Regions from separate parts of the Homo sapiens genome. Here region 2 is linked to region 1. The links are chromatin contacts, found by Hi-C or POLR2A ChIA-PET in ENCODE. All regions are on one chromosome and are shown on one strand. The core of a region is the stretch at or near the end of the contact, and the rest is flanking DNA. Distances in the headings are between cores, read along the strand shown. Region 1 overlaps LOC101927025 (a long non-coding RNA gene). Region 2 has its middle 12 kb from the start of LINC01581.

Evidence for each region. A loop is a pair of places that touch in the nucleus more often than their neighbours do. ChIA-PET counts read pairs that join two places held with the same protein, here RNA polymerase II (POLR2A). Pooled maps may share reads with other maps.
Region 2: a pooled map shows a loop between it and region 1 (4-fold over the local background). The contact joins two enhancer-like sites. A Hi-C loop is called at or near these places in 1 of 168 maps with a recorded cell type or tissue (heart left ventricle) and 2 of 50 pooled maps. POLR2A ChIA-PET finds 5 or more read pairs at or near these places in 1 of 52 experiments (Panc1).

The regions. Positions count from the first base shown.
Region 1 is chr15:93,151,822-93,155,278 of GRCh38, reverse strand. The region is part of intron 4 of LOC101927025 (a long non-coding RNA gene); the gene reads right to left. Among named protein-coding and RNA genes, the nearest start is that of RGMA, 64 kb to the right of the region's middle. Within about 2 kb of position 2,203, at least 2 of the 41 ENCODE cell types and tissues checked have a DNase peak (open chromatin) inside an H3K27ac peak, as active enhancers do.
Region 2 is chr15:94,118,277-94,121,727 of GRCh38, reverse strand. No RefSeq gene overlaps it. Among named protein-coding and RNA genes, the nearest start is that of LINC01581, 12 kb to the right of the region's middle. Within about 2 kb of position 2,152, at least 12 of the 41 ENCODE cell types and tissues checked have a DNase peak (open chromatin) inside an H3K27ac peak, as active enhancers do.

The DNA.
Region 1 (3,457 bases), core at 954-3,453:
CATAAGGCACTAATCTCATTCATGACGGCTATTGCCCTTGTGACCTAATCACCTTCCAAAGGCCCCACTGCCTAATACCATTACTTTGGGGATTAGTTTCAACATGTGAATTTGGGGGAGATGCAAGCATTCAGTCCACAGCTGTCTTTCTCCTTGTAGGCACATCTTGGTCACCTTTATATCCCCAGCCCCTCGAATGTGGCCTGGCTCACCAGTGTTTATAGAATGATTTGCTCCCTCAGGAAGACACATAATTTGAAGATGCTCCACCTACATGGCTTTCCTATTCTGTACATTAACAATGTATGACTTCTTTGTTTATCCAGGATGTCGTATATTCCTTCCCTAGAAGTAGCTTCAGCTTGGGAATTATGAGTCAGCTGTGCCTTTATAAAACAACCCAGGAAACCCGGACAGTAGAAGGAGTGATGAGAAACTGCAGGGAGGAGGCAACACTCTTCGTAGCCTACTCAGATTGGTTCCTTAGAGATTTTCTGACATAGGACTGGAAGTTTTGTGTGACTGTGAGCTTTTCCACTTAGGGACTACGCATTGCTGTTTCCTGTAGGACTTTGCTTATTGGAATTTCAGGATTCACTCGGAATACACAGAAAGCAGATTCTTCCTTTTGTGCACACACCACCACGAGAATCCTTCTTGGAGCTCGGCTGGGAGAACCCCCTGGTTTCCAGTGTGGCCCAGCCCTGTGACCGGTGTGTCAAGTGCCCCCGCTCCATAAGGCCGACTTTATACCCTTGGAGGAAGCTGGAATATCTCTAAGAATTAAAATAAAAAAACCTGGAGCGAATGACAGAGGGAAAGGGGCAGATCTGAATATGTCTGCTTCCAAAACAGAGGGCACAAGGAGGAGATGACTTCCTCCTGAGCTCTTTAAATTATATTTTACAGTCAGAAATTCATTTTTAATCCTGACTCAGTGCATAAACACACATATTGTGATGGTCAGTTTTATGTGTCAACATGGCTGGGCTACTGCCCAGCCATTTGGTCAAACACTACGCTGGGTGTAGCTGGGAAGGTATTCTGGAGATGTGATATAAAGTCTATAGTGAGTTGACTTTCAGTAAAGAAGATTATCCTAGATAATATGGGCAGGCCTGGTGGAATCAGTTGAAAGGTCTTAAGAGCAGAATAGAGGCTTCCCTGAAATAGAAGAAATTCTCCCTGGGGATAGCATCAACTTGTGCTGGAAAGTTTCTGCTGCCCTTCCTTCCTGCCCTGTGGACTTTGGACTTGACTGGCCAATCCCAGAATAAGGCAAGCCAATTCCTTGCTGTAAATTTTTTTGGAGATGCACACATACATATTTTTTAAGATAGAAAGAGTTTTAGGCTGGGCATGCTGGCTCACACCTTTAATCCCAGTACTTTGGGAGGCCGACACAGGCGGATCACTTGAGGTCAGGAGTTCAAGACCAGCCTGGCCAACATGGTGAAACCCCATCTATACTAAAAATACAAAAATCAGCCAGGCATGGTAGCACACACCTGTAATCCCAGCTACTTGGGAGGCTGAGGCAGAAGAATCGTTTGAACCCGGGAGGTGGAGGTTGCAGTGAGCCGAGATCATGCCACTGCACTCCAGCCTGGGCAACAGAGAGAGACTCCACCTCAAAAAAAAAAAAAAGTTTTATATATGATTATTTATTCATTTATATTTCCTACTGGTTCTGTTTCCCTGGTGGAACCTTAACTGATACACATACAACTAGCAAAAGATGCTCCAGACAATATTAACCTTTCCTATGTACAACAAACTTCTATATAGTCAATGCGGCACAGTCCTCTAAATCAGTTTTTTTCCCTAGTAAAGGGTTATCAGCTGCAGTTTAAAAAGCATACAGTGATAGTGAAACTTCTCACACACACTCCACTGGGAGGTCTGAGCATGAAACAAGTCTGCATGGACACCCTTCTAAGTGGAATCCTTGCGGGACAGCGCACCCCGACTGTACCTAATGGCCCTGCCCATGTGCTGCTGAGCAAGTGTTTCTAGGCCAGATCCTGGAGGAATTTGGACGACTGCCCTCAGAAGAGGGGGAGAGGAAGGGTGTCAGAGCAGTAACCCCGGGGTCCTCCAAGAGACACAGAGAGGAAGGTGGAGGCATTGATGGGCTCCCCAGGAGGCCAGAGCACTGGAGGACAGGCTGTTCCTTTCCAGGAGCAGAGAACAAGCCAAGAAAACTCTTGGCAGAAACCCAGCTGGAGACAGCATCATGGAGCAATGGGACAAGGTTTTGGCAGTGAGAACAATGTGGTTTTCATCGTTTTGAGACAGTAACTCAAAAGGACCTCACCTGCTGGGTTGATGGACTCAGGGCAAGCAACTTCGGTGGATCGCATGCACCCACAATGGGGGTGACTATCCTAAGAACATTTATGGGAAAAGAAAGCTGATGGCTTTAGTTTACCATGAGCTCAATCTGAACCAATCATGTTTTTTTTTTAAAAAAAAGGAAAAAAAACCTCTCATTAAATACCACGAATAACAAAAACCTATTGTATCACCAGGTTCAATTGCAAATAGCATGAAACACTCTACCTAGTTTACACAGAAAAGGACTTAATACAGTGACCTACGTCCTTGCAAAGCTGATGGAATGGCTGTAGAGTAGGCTCAGAGCTAAGCTTCCAGGAATGACTCCCAAATGACAAGCTGCTGCCTTGGTCCTGATTGAGAAGCCAGGTAATGAGGAGGTCGCTGTCTCACCTGCTGGCACCAGGGCCACCAGACAGCCTGCTCTAACTCCCTCACCTCCCCACTGCTGGGACCTCTGCTGCGGTTGTCACAGGAAAACCCAACACTTCCTCGAGCACACAGAAGCAGTGGAAACAGTGTCACTTAATGCTGTTCACCCTCTCCTTCCACATCTCATGAGACACGTCTTCTTGGGGGAAGCCAGGCCACAGACTAGAGACAAAGATGCAAGGGATTGTGGGAAGTGGAGGCTGCAGTCTCCAGTGGGGAGCACGGCAGGTCTCTCTGCAGGATGTGTCCCACCCCCTCTTCCCACTTGCACACCTAGGAACACAGAGAAAGCAAGCAAACCAGCCAAAACACCCAGACACTCATAGCACTGAAAGTTTGGTACTCACAGCTGACCTGCTAAAATCTTGGAATAAATGTAAGAAACCACTTTATTTTTATCCCTGAACCTTTTCTCTACCCACCTGCTCATCACCAGCATAGAGTTTAATGCCTTTAAAGGAAGACTGCCTAGGTTTGAATCCTGGTCTCGCCATTTATAGCTGTGTGACCTTGAAAAAATTATTAACCTCGCTGTGCCTCGGTTCCTTTTCTGGGGGAAAGAAAAGTGAACTGCATAGAAAAAAAAAGATAATTTCACCGACCTACATAAGTGAGTTAATACATACAAAACTCTTAGCATGGTGCCCAGCATGTAGTAACACTAATTGTTAGCTATCGCTGTGACAAA
Region 2 (3,451 bases), core at 903-3,402, 970 kb before region 1:
GCAAATGCTGTTAGAAAATGGTGCCAATGAACTTTCTCAATACAGGGTTCCAACAAACCTTTAATTTGTAAAACACACACACACATACACACAATATCTGCAAAGCAAAATAAAGCGATGTCCAATAGTCCAAACACAAACATTATTGTGTTTACTTATTGTAAACACAAGTTGGATATTGTCTCTCTCTGTGCAAATGCCCTGTGGCTCCTTTACATGATGAAATGTCCACTTTTTGGCAAGGTCTACAAGCCTATGGATGTGGTTCCTTGCTCCTTTGGGTCGTTTCCATTATTGTTTGCCAAAAACATAGTAGTCCTTATAGATTCTCAGAAATGGCATGCTCCTGCATGCCTTGGTACCATGTTGCATTTATTTTCTTTACTTAGAATGATATTTGCCTTCCACTCCCACATGTCTGCCTTGCAAGTACCTGGATCTTTCTTTATACACAGTTGACTCTTGAACGATGCAGGGGTTTAGAGGCACCAAACCCCTTGCAGTTGAAAATCTGCATATAATTTTTGATTCCTCAAAAATGTAAATACTAATAGTCTACTGTTGACCAAAAGCCTTACCAATAACATACAGTTGATTAACAAATATTTTGTGTATGTGTTACATACTGTATTCTTACAATGAAGTATGTTAGAGAAAAAAATGTTATTAAGACAATCATAAGGAAGAGAAAATATATTTGCTGTTCATTAAGTGGAAGTGGATGTAGATCATTATAAAAATTATCCTCTTCATTTTCATATTGAGTAGGCTGAGGAGAAGGAAGAAGAGGAGGGGTTGGTTTTATTGTCTCAGGAGTGGCAGAGGTGAAAAAAAAATCCACCGATAAGTGGATCCATGTAATTCAAACCCGTGTTGTCAAGGGTCAACAGTACGTTCCTTGAAAGCCACTGTGTTCTCACTGGAGAAAACTTGTGGGGATCCCTCTTCTGCTACCCTTTGGACGCTCTCGCATAATCTAAATTGCCTTTCTTACTTTAATTGCATGCTTGTATCTCCTCATTTAAGAGTGCACATCTTGAAGCAATGAGGGCTCTTTAATTTGAAATCAAAACTAACTCAGCACACTGCACCTAAACACTCAGCAAATTTTGAACACACAGATGAATGTAATCTAGTGCCACTAGCTGGCATGTTACCCAGGTTCATGAATCAGAGTGCTCACCAAGTCACCAAATGGGTTCTTAAAAATACAGATATTGGAGATCAGCCCAAGACACACTTAATCAGAGTTTCTGAGCTGGAATCCAAGACATGGGTTTCTGACAAGCACCTCCGTTGATTCTGAAGCAGCCAGCAAAAAACAGTCGAGAATCATTAATCCAAACCATTTCAGATGCATGATTGCGTTCTCTTATTCTCGAAGATAACTGGTTCTCAACTCTCTTGGGTACAAATCTGCATTTGTTTGTAGCACCAAGATTCTATGGCGTCATAGACATTGAACTGGTAATGTTGCAGCTATCCACAGATAATTAGCCACTGTTAGTGTCACTTGTGAACCGTTTGGTGGCTATTTCCATAGTCAAGTTAAGTTCCGGGCCTTTGAGCTCTTTAGTACACGTCATGCTGTCTTAGAATAGCCCACAAGATGGCAACATGATTTCATGAAATGGTGCTGGGGCTATTTCATGGACTTAGCCACAAGGTGACAGCATTGCACGGTGTTCTGAGTTGACTAGAAGGCTCCAAAAACTACTTAGACTGTTTTTCTAATTGAAAAAGCCTTATAACCCAACTTGATTTAAAAGCAAGCTTTACTTTCTCAGAATTTTCTAAAGGTGACTGTTTAAAAGATCACATCCACTATGGGATTTGTGTTGTTTCAGGTAAAACAGTATATCTCTTGACAGGTTAGTACCTGAAATGTGAGCAGAAATGTTTTTATAGGTTTGCTTTCTCATAAAATGAAAAATTTCCACGAATAGGATGACACAATCCATCTTTGTCAATGGTTAATGACTTCAGATGAGGGCTAGATGCAGGCTTTGAAAGGTTTGTAAGGTTTGTAACGATTTGTAAGGCACAAATCCATTCCCCTAGGGTGCAGTCCTTCAGGGGACCAAGGACACCAGGAGCTGGAGGCCTCCTGTAAAGCAGCCAGCAGCACTTGCCCGGGGCTCTGACCATTCCCAGGCAAGACTATGGGTCAGCCCTACCAGAGTCTCCAGATTTTTAAGAAGACTGGATATTTTCTTGTGGAGTTTCCCAAATCTCCAATATTGGCAACTAACACCAGTAATTTACAGCAGGACAAACAAAATACAACTGTGAGCCAAATTCAACCTCGGCCTGCCAGCTAGCAGCTTCTGTGTTCCTGGAAGAGTTAGGAAGACCAGAAGTTGGGCTGGAGGGGGTCAGAAGGGGATGACTGGGGGCCGGGACGGCAACAGTTTGCCTTTGGTTTTCTCCCGGGAAAAGAACGTTTAAATAATCTCTCAAACACTCATCAACGTATCAACGTAAGAGAACACAGATTTCGATGAAAGTATTGTTTTATTCAAAGGAGTCTGCAAAAGAAGTATCCACTATTTGAATTTTTAAATAGTATTAAAACATCTCCTTAGATTATTTTTCTTGGCTTTACTGGTGGGGGAATCATGCTTCTACTTGTGCCATAGGAATATTTTCATAAGTAATAATTGCCTTAATATTTCTATGTGACTCATTTAATTTTTTGTCTATATTGGAAATTTGTCATTTTTCCTGATTATGAAAGTAATACACATCCCTTGGGGACAGGAAGTGGGGGGACCTCAAAGAATATATAAACACTTTATAAACAATAAAAAGTAATTAATATTCCCTTGCAATGCTCCCCCTCTCTCTCATCATGGTAAAAACTTTGTGTGTGATTTTTCAGACTTTTTTCTGTGTATATAAAAACACATCAATATGAGATAAATATGCAAATCTAAGTTTTCATGGTTTTGGGGTTTTGTTACAAAGACATATAATACTGGTTTTTAATTTATCTTTTCACAAAATAGTATCATTGATGAATTGATTGATGTATTGATTTGATTCTTCTTGGAAATCATTATCCACAATAGACAGAACAGATCTGTGTTCACATTGGAGCCCCACCATTTACCGGTAGTATTAGATGAAATCCTCACCTAGTTTGTACCTTTAATGTAAATATTTCTGGTATTTCACAATTAAGCATAAGGCTGGCTTTGGTTTAATATGTATAATATTTTTAACATGTTGAGCAAGTGTTCACCTATCTATTGAAATAAAATGATTAATTTTTTAATTTTAAACAAAACTTTATTTTTTTATGCTTAAAGTGATTGTTATTGTTTTTTTTTCTTTTTTTATTATTATTATAGTTTAAGTTTTAGGGTACATGTGCACAATGTGCAGGTTAGTTACATAGGTATACATGTGCCATGCTGGTGCGCTGCACCCACTAACTCGTCATCTAGCA